2 separate regions of the Homo sapiens genome follow, and region 1 is linked to region 2. The links are chromatin loops, found by intact Hi-C in ENCODE. Cell type or tissue: Calu3. All regions are shown on one strand. Links, peaks and the distances in the headings refer to the core of each region. The heading gives the core; the rest is flanking DNA.

Evidence for each region. Hi-C counts contacts between places; a loop is a spot of excess contacts. Peaks named below come from ENCODE experiments on the same cell type or tissue, not always from the same donor. Only the 100,000 strongest peaks of a DNase experiment are listed, where the experiment ranks them.
Region 1: a loop joins it to region 2, with 14 times the contacts of the local background. A loop is called at or near these places in 3 of 110 quality-filtered maps.

The regions. Positions count from the first base shown.
Region 1 is chr10:80,851,453-80,860,575 of GRCh38, forward strand. No RefSeq gene overlaps it. Among named protein-coding and RNA genes, the nearest start is that of LINC02655, 210 kb to the left of the region's middle. In Calu3, for the core only: a CTCF peak has its summit at 4,115 (motif pointing right); a DNase peak (open chromatin) is centred at 4,119.
Region 2 is chr10:81,174,405-81,183,527 of GRCh38, forward strand. No RefSeq gene overlaps it. Among named protein-coding and RNA genes, the nearest start is that of LINC02655, 530 kb to the left of the region's middle. RefSeq lists an enhancer at 3,215-4,414. In Calu3, for the core only: a CTCF peak has its summit at 5,627 (motif pointing left); a DNase peak (open chromatin) is centred at 5,607.

The sequences.
Region 1 (9,123 bases), core at 432-8,431, 320 kb before region 2:
AATACCTGCACTACACTTTAGACCACTTAAAAATAATAAACGTTCTATATTTTCTGTTTGTCATTTTTCTCCTTTATGTTAAGATTTTGTTAAATTATTTTCCCTAGGTGCTTCATAGTTTTGGATGTTAACATAAATGGTACTTAAATTTTTTTTTGTAGCCTCTTTTTTCATTGCTGTGTTGAAACGCAATAGATTTTTTGTCTGGTATTATATCTGCTAAATTCCAGTTCAAATAATGTGTCTGTAGATTAGTATAAGTTATCTCTATATATCATGTCATCTATGATAATTACAGATTTGTTTTCTTTTTCTACCCACGTGGTTTAATTTTTATTCTTGTCTTGCTGGCTATGACTTCAGAACAGTGTTGAATTGGTGGTAACAGACAACTTGGTCTTCTTCCTGACCTTGAGGGAAACATGTTCAATATTTCCCCACAAAGTATGATGTGTGCTGTAAAATGTTTACCTTATAATTGTTCAACCTATTGACATTCTGAGATGGAAGGGTCTCCAGGGTCCCAGAACTAGAAGAGAAGGCTAGCAGTATGGCTGCTACCCAAGATTAAGTGGCAATAGGCACTCTCATGGGGTCAGGAAGAACAAAAAAGCCTGACATTAGAGTAAATGGGTCAGTGGGGGTGTTGATAAGATGTTGAAAGATGATAGAAGGGAAAGCAGGCAGTGAGAGGCAGGGACAGGGACTGTTGGGTCACTCTCACCAATCCCAGGATTAGTCTTGGCAGGAAACCTCGATGCCTGGACAGGAGTTCCTATACCTCTGCAGAGGATACAGAGATAGGATGATTAGCACAAGGGGCCATTCCTCATTTCTGCCCACATCAGATTCTGAATCTGTCCTGTTTATTTCAATTATACCAAATGTGAAATAATCATTGAACTTTCTTTGGGGTTGCCAGGCTGGCTTTCCTGGCAGATAGTGGGAGGTAGATGACCGCACACCCCAAATTGTCAAAACTGAGCACACTTCTCCATGAGCACAAGGGTTTCAGAGATTCAAGAACCATTCTAACCATTGGGAGTAAAGGAGACTAGTACATGACTTTCATTTTCTTTAGACCTGTTTTAGAGTTTTAGAATATGTTTTTGTTTTTATTTTCTTGTAAGACGTTAAGAAATTTTAGACAAATCTAAAATCCCTCTGATACATCCTCCCTGATCCCTTTCTCCTCTCACTCTACTCCTCAGAGGAAACCACCAAACCACGATCATTAGTTTGTTGTATCTCCTTCCAGATGTTTCAGTGAATTTGTACTCATATGACTACAGAAAATATATAGTGTTATTGTGTGTGTGTGTTGAATACTATCACATTAAAGTTACATTTTCCCTGTTTACCTTTTGGAGTGTCAGTTTCCTCAAAAGGTATTTTTAGAGAAAATGTTGCAAGAACCACAGTGAAACACTTTTCTCTGGAAACGTTTGTCAGGGATGATAATGAACATGGAGGAGGAAGATGCTAATGCCATTGAAACTCAAGACTAAGAAAATTGAAAAAGGCTTAATTTATAGTGGGAACTGCATGGCAGAGAAAAGAAAAACAGCTGCCCTGAATTTCATCCATCCTTGCCCAATTCCCACAGGACACCCACACATCTTAGCAACAAGGAGTGCAAGTGAGGGCTCTGGTTGGCATCAAAATGTCTATTGTTTCCTCTCCTTAAGATAAAATCTGAATGAAGAGGCTAAATGAGTTTCCTTTAAGCATGGAAAGGCTCTTGTTCCATTGCGATAGGACTGCTGCGAAGATGAGGGATGAATATGAGGTGTGTGTTTTAAGGACTCTGCTTCCAATTATTATCATTCCTTTATTGTTGAGAAGCAGTGTCTGTATTAGAAGGATCAGGGACTGAATACTCTTCAGAAATTCATTATACTCAGCAGCCACTTTTTAACCTTTGCCTGTGAGTGATTTTTGTAATGCACTCATAGTGGACGATTTTTAAATTCTAAAGGTGAATGAAATGGCATTGTCAAAGTGGTAATGTCTATGGTGATGAGAACACTAGTGCCTGGAAATTGAGTTCTTCAAGGGAGGGATATCATGGGAAGAGTTAGAAAGAATTGTGTCTTGATTTCCAATATATTAATTTATTCAAAGAGCTTCATCTACTTATATATCAGAATCACAGAATATTAGATTCAAAAAGACATTAGAAATAATCCAGCTATTGAAATAAATTTTATGGAGATAACAAGAGAGGCAGACAGACCACATGAACAGTCCAAGGTCACACAGCTAGTTCGTGGAAAGAACAAGAAAAATCCAGGCTTCCTGAACTGAGATGGGTGCAATGGGTGTTCTCTGCAGTGTGTTGCCTCCTTAATTTGGCCATGTATCGATCCATGTATTGATTGAAGAATTCCCATAGAATGAAGCTTTTGAGAGATGGTATGGGGTAGAGGAAGGGACATTAGTTATGGGATTAGATGCTTGAATTTGAATTGTGAATCTGTCACCTGTGACTGTAGGTAAATCCCTTTACTGGCCAACCTTAGTTTGACTACCTGAAATCTTATCTTGCAGGGGTCTTGGGAGAACTAAATAAAACTCCAGGAAAGTGCCAACACAGAGCCCAGCACAGTGAAGGCTCTTGAAAAACTATAATTTCCATCTTCTCTGTTTAAAAATATGTCAAAAGGGAAGAAATAAAGGAACAGAAAAAAAAGTGAAACCTAGAAATATAGTCATGTGCAGCATAGTGACAATTTTTTCAGTGACAGGACTGCATATAGGACAGTGGTCCCATAAGATTATTATACCATTTTTTAATTGGACCTTTTCTATGTTTAGATACACAAATACTTACCATTGTGTTACAATTGCCTACAGTATTCAGTATAGTAACATGTTGTACAGGTTTATAGCCTAGGAGCAACAGGTCAAACCATATAGCCTAAGGATGCAGCAGGCTATACCATTTAGGTCTGTGTTAAGTTCACCCTGTGAAGTTCATGTAATGAAAAATCACCTAATCATGTTTCTCAGAACATATCCCTATCATTAAGTGACACATGACTTCAATTCTTATTGGAAATATCTCTGATCTTGGGATATCTATATTTTTCTTTTTTTCTTCCTTTCCTAATCTACTAATTGAAGTCACCAACAGTAACTCCAGTTGTGCCTCATCTGCAAAGTGACCTTGGGAACTCTGGCTTGCCAGGGAAGGCTGCGAGGGGTCTAATTTTATACAATGACCCAAGAAATGGTGAAGAAAGCTCTAGAACTTGTGTTTGGGCCCTGAATCACTTAGATCCAGGGATTCAGAGGGAGAGAAGGTAAAGGTCATCTCTGATTTCTTAGGAACCGCCCTCAGTGCACAGGAAACTCATTTTGAAAATGCAGAAAAATAGTTATTGTGTTTTTCCCAAGGGTGATTATTTGTTGTGGGTATAAAGGTGTGGTTTTTCGTGTGCTACTTGCTGGGGACATCAAAATGCCCCCTGATTGATCCCAGCTCCTGCAGGTTTGATGCATGATGCAGGTTTGACCATGTTTAAACCTGCCCTCTACTAGCTGTTTGGGAGTCAAGGATAAACAAGCTACATTCTCACATTTGGAGAAAATGGTCTCAATCCTTGATAGAAGGGCTGTGAGAAACCAAGCTAGAAAATCAATATGAAACAAAGTAACAGAAATAAAGACTTATGCCTCCATCTCTACTCCTGTGACCCTGATAGAAATGTGAAGGAAATGTAAATATGCTTTCATTTAGAGAAGGGGATTTTCATTTAGAGAAGCTGCTTGAACTAGCGGCACTGTTGTGGGACCAGATGCTAGAAAGGACCCACAGCACTTACTCTGAACCCTCCTCTGAAGAAAGTGGCAAAACCTCAAGACATTCCAGGAAGGAGAGAGGATTCAGGCCATGAACTATGGGGAGAAGGTGTCCCTCAGATTACAGTCTGGAAGCAATATGTCAGGTGAAGGTAGCAGCAGCAGAGGCGTTTTTACTGATTTCAAGACTTTCTCTGCAAATGAGGGTGAAAGAACCTGAAAGGAAGCTTGAGAATTCCCAGGGGTCTTGACCAGAAGGCTGGGGAGGGAGGGGTTGGCTCACAGATTCCCTGGCAGATGAACAGCAGATGGCAGCAACGAGGGACTGCTGCAGATTCTGGGTTTCTCTCTCAGCACTGAACAGAGGCACAGCCATGAATGGGATTTACAGAAAACCCACAATGAATGTTACATAGAACTGGGGTGCTGCCCCACCACAGCGTGAGGTGGAAACGGGCCCCGGGCAGGTACAGTTGCACTGGGAAGAGTCTGGCCCTACTGGCTCTGGCACCTTCCTATAAGCATCAGTGCATACTCAGAAGAGGCACAGGAGTTGCTGGGGTGAGGGTGATGACCAGTGGGGTGGGGGTTGGGGGTACCCATGACCCCATGACCATCCCTCTGGGGAAGCATCTCTCTGGTTTCAGGAGAATGTTCAAAAGTGTTCTCTAGTTTTCTAGCAATAGCTGTGGGGCTTTTAGTTGATTCTTCATACACTTGCACCAAATGTTCCATGTCTTCTATCCTGAGATCTAGATCGTGTCCCGGGGTTGGAATCTGGCAAACGTGGATGAGAATACCACAGGGGACATGAAGGCAGAGTGGAGAGAATGAATAGACATTGACCGTGATGTTAATGATGATAAGAGAGAGAAGAAAACTTGGCCAGAATCTGCTTTTACATGGCAGAAATAGTAACTGATAGCAAACTGGTACCAAAGCTGCTGGGAAGTCTGCTGGGGGAAAAGCTGTATTTGTACAGTGAAGAAAGGTACCTGCTCTCAGAGTAAGAAGGAAATAGCTTAACATGGATACTCATGGGCCAGCTAAGAGGAGTGGAAAGCCCCAGGCACCTTCCTCAGATAGCTTAAATGCCTCATGCCTGGGGGCACGCTCCCTTTATTTGATTGGAGCTGTCTCCTTGGCCTCCTCCGCCACCTTGCTGTCCCATTAGCTTTGGCTCCTTCAAGCAAATGGGTTCTCCTGGCATCTTTTCTTTATCTCTTATGCAGGTTTTTCCTTCCTACACTGTGGGCTGGCCAACCCTTCCCTCAATCTGATCCTACCTGTGATCTAGTGGAACTAATAGACATTTCTGGCTTGTGGTTTAAGGCTGTAGGAGTACGTGTTTACCTTTAAATATTTAATGGGTTTTGCCTCCCTTATACTTTTCTCTGTTCTGGATAGGGAGAAATTGTCAAATATTTAGGCACATAGTAGGAGAAAAAGCCCACTGTACACTTATATTTGGAAAGCACCAATTAATATTTGAAAAGCGCCAATTATAAAAAACAAAAAACTGCCTTTGCAGAGAGCAACCTAGTGGGGAAAAATGATAATGATATTCTGCTAATTCTAGCTTTTTCCAATTGTTTTAGTCACTCTGTACTTCTTATTCTGTAGCTTTGCTATTGTTTTTCATGTGCTTTTTGACTTTCCACCTCTTTAGTTGACATTTTGTTTCTGTTTTTCTGTTTCTTGTTCTGTTTGAACTATTGTTCTTTTTTATGTATAATTACAGTGTAAGCCAGAAGTCCAGATAACGTTAAGCTAGAAAGCCCCTATTAATATGCATTTGTACCACAAAAAGTAATGAGCGCATTTGTATGACAAATGAAAATGTGTTATCTTGGAGAATAGTGAACACGAAGGTTAGGCAATGTGAAGATTCAATGACGTTTTCCCAAGTTCAAGGATTGCATTTAGGAACTATATTTCCCCTGGGTTAGAGGTGGGTGTTAAGTAGAAAGAGAATTGGAAGCTGATAAAGGAATTACTAACACTGCCATTTGTTTTACAAATTTCAATTAAAGGATTTAATATGATAGTTAAACTATAAATTACATTTAGTAAAGGTGCAAGATGGGCATTTTCCTTAATTTAATATTCCTGCCTAATGGCAGGGGGCATTAATCCCTGAGTCACTGGGTGGTCTCAAACTCAAACTAAAATCCTGGTATTTATGATTCCCGGTTAAACAATACTGTGCATCAGACAGCAGAGTCGAATAAAGTAGTTTTTTCTTTAGAGCCTAGAATTTGATATGATCCCATTGCACTTGAAACATTTAGCAGATCTAGAATGAATCAAATGTTTGGATAAACCACTGCAGTTTATCTTTCATTTGCTTGACAATTGCAAATGAAGTATGATTTGATTTTGTTGGGTTGCAAAGCCAATATAAAGGAACATTTAAGGAAAAAGAGCATCAAGACATGAATGTATACTTAATGTTATCAAATTATAAAAACTTAACAAAATCAATTTTGCAGAATTTATAGAGAGAGTTCCATGACATTTCCAATCAGGTGAAAAGGGCTTATCTTTTTCAATCACAAAGCTTAACATACTTTATCTAGTGCTTCGCATTTTTAATTTACACTCTGTTAAAGGGCTAACTCCAAGTTGATTTGTGTGTGTGTATGTATACATGATATATGTATATATATATACACACACGCACACACATATATATGTATATAATAAAGGCTTTTGAATCAAGTGTTCCATGTCTTCTCTTACTGGAGGTCCAGATAGAGACCAGTGTTCTGGTGATAGGAATATAATACAGAATATAATTCTACAGAGAAGAAATGAATGCAGAGTGGAGATGATGCAGACATCAACTATGATATTAACGACCATGAAATAGAAAAGAAAACGATCAGAATTTGGAAGAGCTTTAGCTAAGAGGCACAGAATCAGCTTCTACATGGAGTTTGTGAAGCTATGAAAATTTGTTAGTGGTTTTTTCAGCATAAATGATAGCAGGCAACAGCCTGATAAGAATACTTCTCTACCTAAAATTCTTCCACAGATGCCACTGCTCTTATGATCAAGTTCTTTATAGTCATTTTTTGGCCTTGGAAATTTGGCTACTTTTTATGCCCTGGCCTCTTGCTCTCCAGCCACATTCTTTCTGCTCCTTAGAACTCTGCATATAACTTGCTGCCTCAACCCACCTAATTCCTTGAGCTCACTTGCTCCTGCTGGGTTTCCAGTTCTGCAGGGAAGGCTTCCCTTTCCAAGGACTAAGTTAGGGATTCTTGCTATATGCTCTCATAACACCCTCTGTCACTAACGTTGTAGTCAGTTACTACTTTGTTATTTCTTTAGTGCCGGTCTCCCTCTTTAGACTGGTATTTCCATGAGTAGGGACCATTATCTGTCTTGCTTAAGCATGTTGCATGGCACATAAGAAAAAAAGTTAATTGGATGAATAAATGAACAAGGGAGAAACTTGTTATTGTGGGTTTGTATGCCTTCCCCACAACAAAACAAAAGATATGTCGAAGTCCTTAATCCTCAGTACTGTGAATGTGTCCTTACTTGGAAATAGGGTCTTTATAGATATAATCAAGTTAAAGTGAGGCCATTAGGGTAGGCCTTAATCTAATATGACTGGTGTCCTTATAGGAGGAAAATGCCACAGGAAGACAGAGACACATGCAAGAAACTGCATAGGGCGACAGAGGCAGAGGCTGGGGTGATGCTTCTATAAGCCAAACACCATGGATTGATGGCCTCCACCAGAAGCTAGGACGAGAACAGGAAGGATTCTAGTGAGTCTTAAAGGTGAGAGGTGACAGCGTGCTGGCAGTCCTCAGAGCCCTCGCTTGCTCTCGGCACCTCCCCTGCCTGGGCTCCCACTTTGGTGGCATTTGAGGAGCCCTTCAGTCCCCCACTGCACTGTGGGAGCCCCTTTCTGGGCTGGCCAAGGCCGGAGCCCACTTCCTCAGCTTGCAGGGAGGTGTGGAGGGAGAGGCACGAGCGGGAACCGGGGCTGTGTGCGGCGCTTGCGGGCCAGCTGGAGTTCCGGGTGGGCGTGGGCTTGGTGGGCCCCGCACTCGGAGCAGCCAGCCAGCCAGCCCTGCTGGCCCCGGGCAATGGGGGACTTAGCACCCGGGCCAGTGGCTGCGGAGGGTGTACTGAGTCCCCCAGCAGTGCTGGCCCACTGGCGCTGCGCTCGATTTCTTGCGAAGCCTTCTTGGGAAGGCCTTGGCTGCCTTCCCACGGGGCAGGGCTCGGGACCTGCAGCCCGCCATGCCTAAGCCTCCCACCCACTCCATGGGCTCCTGTGCGGCCCGAGCCTCCCTGACGAGCGCCACCCCCTGCTCCATGGCGCCCAGTCCCATCGACCACCCAAGGGCTGAGGAATGCGAGTGCACGGCACAGGACTGGCAGGCAGCTCCACCTGCAGCCCCGGTGCGGGATCCACTAAGTGAAGCCAGCTGGGCTCCTGAGTCTGGTGGGGACGTGGAGAGTCTTTATATCTAGCTCAGGGATTGTAAATATACCAATCAGCACCCAGTGTTTAGCTCAAGGTTTGTGAGTGTACCAATCGACACTCTGTATCTAGCTGCTCTGGTGAGGACGTGGAGAGTTTTTAGATCTAGCTCAGAGATTGTAAATACACCAATCAGCACCCTGTGTTTAGCTCAAGGTTTGTGAGTGCACCCATCGACACTGTATCTAGCTGCTCTGGTGAGGACGTGGAGAACCTTTATGTCTAGCTCAAGGATTGTAAACACACCAATCAGCACCCTGTGTTTAGCTCAAGGTTTGTGAATGCACCAATCGACACTCTGTATCTAGCTGCTCTGGTAGGGCCTTGGAGAACCTGTGTGTGGAAACTCTGTATCTAACTAATCTGATGGGGACATGGAGAACTTTTGTATCTAGCTCAGGGATTGTAAACGCACCAATCAGCACCCTGACAAAACAGGCCACTCGGCTCTACCAATCAGCAGGATGTGGGTGGGGCCAGATAAGAGAATAAAAGCAGGCTGCCCGAGCCAGCATTGGCAACCCGCTCGGGTCCCCTTCCACACCGTGGAAGCTTTGTTCTTTCGCTCTTTGCAATAAATCTTGCTACTGCTCACTCTTTGGGGGTCCACGCTGCTTTTATAAGCTGTAACACTCACCACGAAGATCTGCAGCTTCACTCCTGAGCCCAGCAAGACCACGAGCCCACCGTGAGGAATGAACAACTCCAGACGCGCTGCCTTAAGAGCTGTAACACTCACTGCGAAGGTCTGCAACTTCACTCCTGAGCCAGCAAGACCGCGAACCCACCAGAAGGAAGAAACTCTGAACACA
Region 2 (9,123 bases), core at 756-8,755:
GTATCTGTGAAGGGCTTAGGGTTTTTTTTTTTTTTTAGACGAAGTCTCGCTTTTCTCCCCCAGGCTGGAGTGCAATGGCGTGATCTCGGCTCACTGCAACCTCCGCCTCCCGGGTTCAAGTGATTCTCCTGCCTTACCTTCCTTGGTGGCTGGGATTACAGGTGCCTGCCACCACACCTGGCTAATTTTTGTATTTTTAGTAGAGATGGGATTTCACCATGTTGGTCAGGCTGGTCTCAAACTCCTGACCTCAGGTGATCCTCCCGCCTGGGCCTCCCAAATTGCTGGGATTACAGGTGTGAGCCACCATGCCCGGCCAGGGTTTGGGTTATTTTTATTCAACTACATTGCTCAAAATTTCTCAAACAATGCTTGGACTCATTTTCCAGGTGTGTAAAATCCCTCATTAAATATGAGATATATAAAATCCCTCATTAAATATGAGGTGTGTAAAATCCCTCATTAAATATGTGTAAAATCCCTCATTAAATATGAGATATATAATATTGGAGATGCATATATAATGTGATATGTTAAGTTACACCTCAATTACAATGAATACCAACACATTATAACAACAAAATAAAGCCTGTATTAACAGTTTTCTTTTTCTACACTGACCTCAGTATGCTGAGAGCTTTTCTGAGGTGCAGCAAAATTGTCCATCCATCATTTCCAGCACACCATGTTTTAATGTTATAAGAATATTAGTAAAGGAAGAAGAATGTGCGCTTTTTCCCAAGAGAGGCATATTTACAAAGATTTCAAATTATATTTTATTCATGTAGGTTGCATCAAAATCAGTGAGATATTATTCATGATTGTTAAAAATTGTAAGCCAACCTAATGCCCAGCAAAGGAAAGTTGTTAAGTAAACTACGGAGCAACAACCTGATGGGACATTATGCATCAACAAACAGTGAGCATTTTGAAGACTCTGTAAGGAAACTGAAATGAAGATGTAAAACGGTTTTTAGGGGGTTATAGGAATTTTTGCTTTATTCATTTTACTATTAATGTGCTATAATGTTCCCACAATTAATAGTTATTGAAAAATTAATAAACAGAAGATGAAACTGAATTAGTTTAAGAAATTATTTGTGAAAAAGAAACATGTTCATTAAGTCTGCAAATGGACATAATGAAACAGAATATGTTAATTTCAAGCTGAGCATAAACTGACTTGGCCTGAGTCAATAGCAGGCTTAATTTTAAGTGTTGTGTCTACAATGTATTAGTGAGACAATGGTAGCTGTTTAAAGAAATAAGACGGAAACAATTCAAGGCAAAATGAACAATTAATTTAATCTAATAGAAAGTAATTTAAATCATCTGTTTGAAAAAGATTCCCCATTTATAACTTAACTTTTTTTTTTTTTTTTTTTTTTTTTTTTGAGATGGAGTCTTGCTCTGTCGCCCAGGCTGGAGTGCAATGGTGCGGTCTTGGCTCACTGCAACCTCCGCCTCCCAGGTTCATGCCATTCTCCTGCCTCAGCCTCCTGAGTAGCTGGGATTATAGGCACACACCACCATGCGCGGCTAATTTTTGTATTTTTAGTAGAGATGGGGTTTCACCATGTTGGTCAGGCTGGTCTCAAACTCCTGACCTCGTGATCTGCTCGCCTCGGCCTCCCAAAGTGCTGGGATTACAGGTGTGAGCCACTGCACTCGTCTGGAAACTTAACTTTTTAATAAAATAAATTTTTAAACATACTGCTTCCATGAATATTACTTACATATCAGATCTCACCTCCACAAAGTCAATTTTTTACATTAAAAAATCTAAAGTATAGACAAATATAATATTTTCCCCAGTTTTTTAGATATAATTTTACACAGAAAAATTTTGAAGACAGTGCACAGATCTTTCCATTATTAATTTTTATCCCACTTTTTTACTTTGTGCATGCTCTTTCTATGTATATATGTTTAATATTTTTTCAGGATACTGATACTATATGTTAGTATTTAATTATAATATATTATGTCCTATCTATATGTAAATAATATAATTCAATTATATAACAACTATAATGGCTTCCCTCTATACATGTTTTCCAAAAACTAATATAATGTTATTTTTAATTATATGCCATAATTAATTGCATAACATTAATGTATCAAATAGTTAATATATTAATAATTATATTTTAGATATAGTTTAGATTTCAATGAACCATAGATAAAAACTTAGGGGATTAAAAAAAAAAGAATAACTGCACCGAACATGTAGACTATTTTTCTTCTTATTTTTTAAAACAATACAGTATAACAACTTTTACATAGAATTTACATTGTACTAGGTATTGTATGTAATCTAGAGGTGATTTAAAATATAAGGGTGGATGGGCATAGATTATATGCAAACACTATGCCATTTTATATAAGGAACTTAAGCGTCTGTGAATTTTGGTATCCTCAAGTGGTGGGTCCTGAAACCAATGCCCTGCTGATACTGAGGGATTACTCTACATATATACATATATGTATATGTGTGTGTGTGTGTGTGTGTGTGTGTATACACACGTATATGTGTCGGTGTGTATTTTCCAGAATATTATTTCCAGAAGACCAAGAGGAGAGGAGAGAGTGATGAAAAAGTAGCAGCTAATATGCTTGGAAAACTTTAATTTCTATTTCCTAAGATCAAGAACATTTTTTACACATACATAGTACAATCATAGCATGGTTACCATGTAGAGTACACTTTGACAATAATGAGGGATAATGAATTAAATATTGAAAATATTTTCCATAAAGCATTTTAAAATGTAAAGTATGATGATATTGAAGAACAACAATGAAAAGAAGTTATACAATGGCTTTTTCAAAAAGAAGCAATGAGCCTATGGCTATGATGCACTAGCTGTATATAATAGATCAACCATTCTTCAGAAGATTAATGGAAAGCTAGTTTTAAAAACAACAAATTTTCTTGATGGTATCTTCAAGGTAGCTAGGATTTGAGACGCCAAGATCTCAGAGAAAAGGAAAGCTCTCTGGGCAGCTAAACGTCCATGGCTTCTCTTCTTAAAACATCCTCAAAACCAACACTAATATAAGTTTAAGTTCCTAATTTCAGCTCTTAGCAGTCTCTTTCCACTGTCAAAAATAGAAACTTGGAACTTAGAGCACTCTCAGGTGGAGTATTTCCAGGCTTTCACTTGAGGTCCCTGAAAGATCACACTGTAAAACTGAGGGTAAATCAGAAAGAAACTAGAACTTACAAAGCTTAAAACCAAGTTTGGTTGTAGAAAAATGATCTACTTTCACTTTAATAGCCTGCTAATATGTACAGAAAATTGCTGGAAAAATACGTTATCTGTAATCTCTTATTTTTTAATACACAATGTTTAGGAACTGTTGGAAACAGATAATCGGTGCCACGAAGAAAAGTCAGCACAGAGACAAAGGATCTCTCAGCAAGGCAATCTTTACTTTCTGCAGAAAGGGTGCCCTTCACAGATGGAACAGTAGCGAGAGCACATTTGAACAAAGGAAAAGCAGACATATTTATCCCTTAAGCATTTTGGTTGTCCTTACTTCTGTGTCCTGCATCCATTGGCTGGAGCTGGACCTCACAGTCCTAAACTGATACCCGATTTGCTAACAACCTGAAACTTTCCTAAATAGGTAAGTGCAAACAAAGAAGGAGAGGAAGTTGCTTATGAAAGGTTTAAGGAAGCAATAACATTTCCAAATAAGGAAGGAGCATCAGCTATGAGCTAAGACTTGCCTGGGCCTGTCTGGACACGCCTGAGTAAGCCAAAGCAACTAATTGGGCTAAAGTATAAGAACTGATAGTTGATAGAAGGCTTTAGAGTAAGAAGCTATTATTCCTACTGTCTATTATTTTATTTTTAAATCAAGATGAGCTTTGAAGAGGAACTTTTCTACTTTCTACAGGAACCAGTAAACTTACCTGGAAAACTAATTAACAAGAATAAGTTAAAACAGACAATAAAAACAGATTCACAAGGTTGTCAGATATATATTTTTAAGATAACAACTGATAAATATGTTCAGAAAAATAAATGACAGGATGAAGAACTATAGAATTGAAAACTATGACAAATAAAATTATTAATACAATATATAGGATTAATAGCAGGTTATTTATAGCTAAAGAGAAGATTTGTATTCCGGAAAATAGGGCATTAGGACTTCTTCAAAGTAAGACATGGAGAAAAAAGAGTCAAAAAATATAATAATGACTATAATATCTTAGGTGGAATATACTGATAAGTTTTCTTATCTATTGGATACCCACAAGGCAAAAAGAGAGATAATATTTGGGAGAGATTATGGTTAAGAATTTTTAAAATCTGATAAAAGATATAAAGTCATAGAGTCAATGAGCTGAAACAAAAAAAAAAGGCAGGGTAATTACAAAGAAAATCCTACTAAGGCATATCGTAGCCAAATTGCTGAAAATAAAAAATATTGAAAAATTTTAGAACCATTTAAAGAAAAATGTCAGATTGTCTTCAAACGTCAACAAAGGACATACAGCCAATTACACAGTGAAAAGAGCATGAGCCACAAGAAATGAGATATATAAAGTCCCAAAAGAAAATAACTGTAGGCATACAATTTAATACCCAAATAATATATTCTTCCAATTTAATGTGAAAAAGGCATTTTCAAATCAATAAAAGCTGATAGAATTTATTATCAGCAGAACTACATTAAAAGAGACATTAAAAAATATTTTCGAGGCAGAAGAAAGTAGGATCCCAAATAGAAACAAAGAAATACAGGAAGGAAGAAAAATAATGGGAAGGGTAAATATAAAATGAATGTTTACTATTAAAAATAATACTCATGATGTTTTATGGGGTTTGAAATACAAGCAAAATACAAATACTCTGATGGACTTATGTTTTCAGCCATAATCAAATAGATTGGAGGAGACTAAGGCCCCACTGAAGACAGCTAGAAAAGCTGCATAAAATAGGTTTGTTTGTTTTTAGTAATCTGTTTAAAGGCATCAGCTTTGAGCTGGCAAGGCAGCCAGGAGTTGAGAAGCCATATCCTGGAGAGAAGCTTATTGAGATAAACCAACTTCCTGTATGCTAATGAGAATCTCTCAAGGCGTTATCCAAATCTTATCACAGGCAAGAGGGTAAGGAGCTAGGTGTAGAGCAGTGCTAAGGGATAGAGAAGCTAATAGAGCTTTAGGCAACCTACGGAGTTGCGAGACAAAAAAAAATTGCATTTTGGGGCTGCCAAAACAACCAGAATTTAGAAGGCCAAGATCTGATAGAGAAGGCAACTGCAGGCAAGTGAGAACAATACTTAACATAGATTTTCTCCTTTAGTCATTTGTAATTAAGCTTCAAAGGGCAAGTGACAAAATAGCCAAACACAAAGGAGCATAAAAAAAGAGAATAATTTTTGGCAATGTCACGGTGCAAGGAAGACAGATATTTGAATTCAGAACTCAGAAAAAAAGAAGGGGCCCTCAGAAACACTCGCTGGACTCCTGGAAGGTCACTTAGTAGGAGTAGGGGAAAACAGAAATAAATATGTCCTTTCAAAGGCTGCAGAGCAGCCTTGAATGAGCTAAATTTGTGGCTCCATTGAGATGATCTGCTGCTGTACTGCCATCTAGAGGGCAGGGTTAAGCTTTTCTGAAGGAAGATAACATCCATGGCGTCTAAAATGGATGGCATACAATGCAAAATTAGCATTCAATTTAAAAATAAAAAATAAACATTGCGCTTTAAAGATTGCAAAAAGTTATCCCAATTGTATTGTTACTTGAATCTATGTTCCTTGCAATATGTCTTTGCTGTTCTTCCATCAGGAGACAGAGGACATTTCCCCATCCGTTGTATCTAGGCAGACAATGGGTTGAGATGAGCTGTGACTTATATGAATATGCTGAAAGTGATCATGTATCAGTTCAGGGCTCAAGATTTGTGTACTTCTCTCTCTTTCTCTTTCTCCCTCTCTGTCTCTCTGTTTTTGATTCCTATAACCACCACATGAATAGCCTGGTCTAACATATTAGAGAATGAGGGACGACATGGAAGAGAGCCCAGAGCCCATTTGATCTATCTGATATTTCCTAGATCAGTTTAAAGTTCATCTCAAACTTGTGAAAGGGTGAAGCCATGATTGATAGATACACCAACTTCATACCCAGCTGACTGCAGATACATAGTGGAGCCCAAATGAGATGAGAACTACAAGGAGTTGATTGGTAGATTCATGAGCAATAGGAGACACTCAGTTTTGGAGTTGCTTATAATACAGCAGTAGCTAACTGAAAAACTTATTAATAGAAAGTAAGAGAAAAACCAGACAATAGAAACATACCTTTAAATGATCCAGTTATTGAAGATACTAGACATGGGCTTTACAACACCTGTGATTAATATATTCACTAACATTCAGACTAAGAGCCAAGTTGTCAACAGAAAGAGCAGGAAAACAGAATACAATGGAAAAACAACTTTAAAATTCTGAATGAATATGTTTCAATCTAGAATTCTATAGCCCCTGAATATATTTTTCACAATTAAAGTTGAAATAAAAACATCTCTAAGGAATTAAAAAGGCACAAAAAAGAGAGAGATTATTACCTGTAGAACCTCACAAAATTTAAATAAAATGTTAATGGCAGAATACTTCAGTCACTAGGAAAACTTAAAAAAATAACCCTAGATTACCCCGCCCCACAAATGCAGAGAGGTGAAGAGCAACAGAAAGTGTCATATATGGATATAAATGAATAAATATTGAGTATACAAAAATTTTAAAATAATATTAGGTGATGACTAAAATACATATAAAAATACATGTCAACAATTTTACAGGAGAGGGACAAGTGGAGTTAAAGAAACCCCAAATTCAATAAATTCTTGGAACTAGATAAAATTAATACTTATAAATATCATGAGTAAAACTGGGGGCCTCCATACAGACTTGAAGAGAGTATTTTGAACAACTTTATGGCACTAAATTTAAAAAATGTAGTTAAATGGAAAACTTCATTTAAAAAGATAATTTATTAAAATCAACCCAAGATGAAATTTAAAATCTGTATTATTGTATTTTTATTACTGTGGTTAAATCTGTAATTGAGTATTTTCTGCCAACAACATGAGGCTGTGATGGTTTCACTGGTAAATACCTAGAGTTGTTTTCATTCCTTTTTTAATTGCCAATTTTGAAATTTATTTCTTGTGACAATGCTGCAAGGTAGATTAACCCGTTTCACAAATTAGGAAACTGAGATTTAAAGAGTGTGTGAATAAAGGTTAGATTTGACTTTACGTAATAATAAAAAAAGTTGCTCAAAGAAAACAGGAGTTTTTTCTCTTATGCGACCATGAATCTCAGTAATTTCATTCATAATATGGTATTCATAATATTGCTTTTCTAAAAGATGGAGTTTTTGTCAGATGATTTCTTAGGGATCGATAATTCTAGCAGGGAAGAAAAATCAAATTAGGTTTGTATTATGTAACTTTGCAAATCTCTATTTTGTGTTATATATTCAAACTTCTGGGGATTCTTGAGTTCTACTATTTGTTTTGTTAAGCTAAAATTTTCTGTGAATTATTGGAAATCAGTCGTTTTCTGTGTCTTTTACCGAGACAAGGAACTAAGCCTGCAGATTTTGTATTCGAGACAGCATTATTAGTATACTCTGTTTCAATGAAAACTGAAAGCATACATCCGTTCATTTACTTCACTCATTCAACAAGTATTTTGTGATCATCTATGTTGTGATAGATATAGAGCAAACACCTAATTCATGCCATCATGAAGTTTGTCATGCATAGAAAAGGACAGTCATTAATCAAAAAAAAATTTTTTTTCTTTTTTTGAGATGGAGTCTCACTCTGTCGCCCAGGCTTGAGTGCAGTGGTGCGATCTCGGCTCACTGCAGCTTTTGCCTGCCGAGTTCAAGCAATTCTCTTGCCTCAGCCTCCAAAGTACCTGGGACTACAGGCACGCGCCATTTTTTGTATTTTTAGTAGAGACGGCGTTTCACCGTGCTGGTCAGGCTGGTCTCCAGCTCCTGACCTCGTGATCTCCCCGCCTCGGCCTTCCAAAGTGCTGGCTTACAGGCGTGAGCCACCGTGCCTGGCCCATTAATCAAAATTTTGAAAGTAAATCCATATCTCCCAACACTGTTAAGTCCTCTGGAGGAGTGTTTCTCCACACTGGGACAGTGCTAGTGGAAAGGAAGGGCCTGATGTAGCCCAGGGGTCAAGAGAGCATTCACTTGGGCCGGGCGCCTGGCTCACACCTGTAATCCCAGCACTTTGGGAGGCCGAGGCAGGCAGATCACTTGAGGTCAGGAGTTTGAGACCAGCCTGGCCAACATGGCAAAACCCCGTCTCTACTAAAATCAGAAAAATTAGCTGGGTGTGGTAGCGTCCACCTGTAGTCCTAGATACGCAGGAGGCTGAGGCAGGAGAATCACTTGAACTCTGGAGGTGGAGGTTGCAGTGAGCCGAGACCAGGCCACTGCACTCCAGTCTGGGTGACGGAGCGAGACTCCATCTCAAAAAACAAACAAACAAACAAAATGAGCATTTGCTGAAACACATCTTTGAAGTAAGATCAGAAGGAGCAGCTCACTCACTAGGCCAGGTGGGGAGGTTGTGGTGGGACAGTGTGGAGCAAAAGAGGAACTGTAGGCCGAAAGGAGCGGGATCTGCGCGAGAGGCACCATGAACAAGTAGAGTGACTGTGGCAAAGCAAATGGAGGGCCAGTGGTTCGGGAATGGGCGGGGGAATGGGAGAGGGTGTGCAAAGGGGCAACCGCAGTGACTCCTCATGCTGCAAGTCTTGTCACGTCTATCCACTGTGAAGAAACTGTTGCGATGATAAATTAGATGCAAATAATAATGCCTTAGTGTTTAAAAGGAATACAGGATGGGGAGGGGAGTTCTTTTGTAAGGGGTATAGAGTAGTAGGCTTGCCAGGTGAAGAAGTTCTGGATATCCGCTTCACAACAATGTGAATATACTTAACACTACTGAACTGTACACTTAAAAAGGGCTCAGATGGCAAATTTTATGTTACTTTTTAAAAATTACAATAAAAAATGACTGCAAAAAAGGAATGGAAATTCCATTTCCTATATATTTCATATCACTG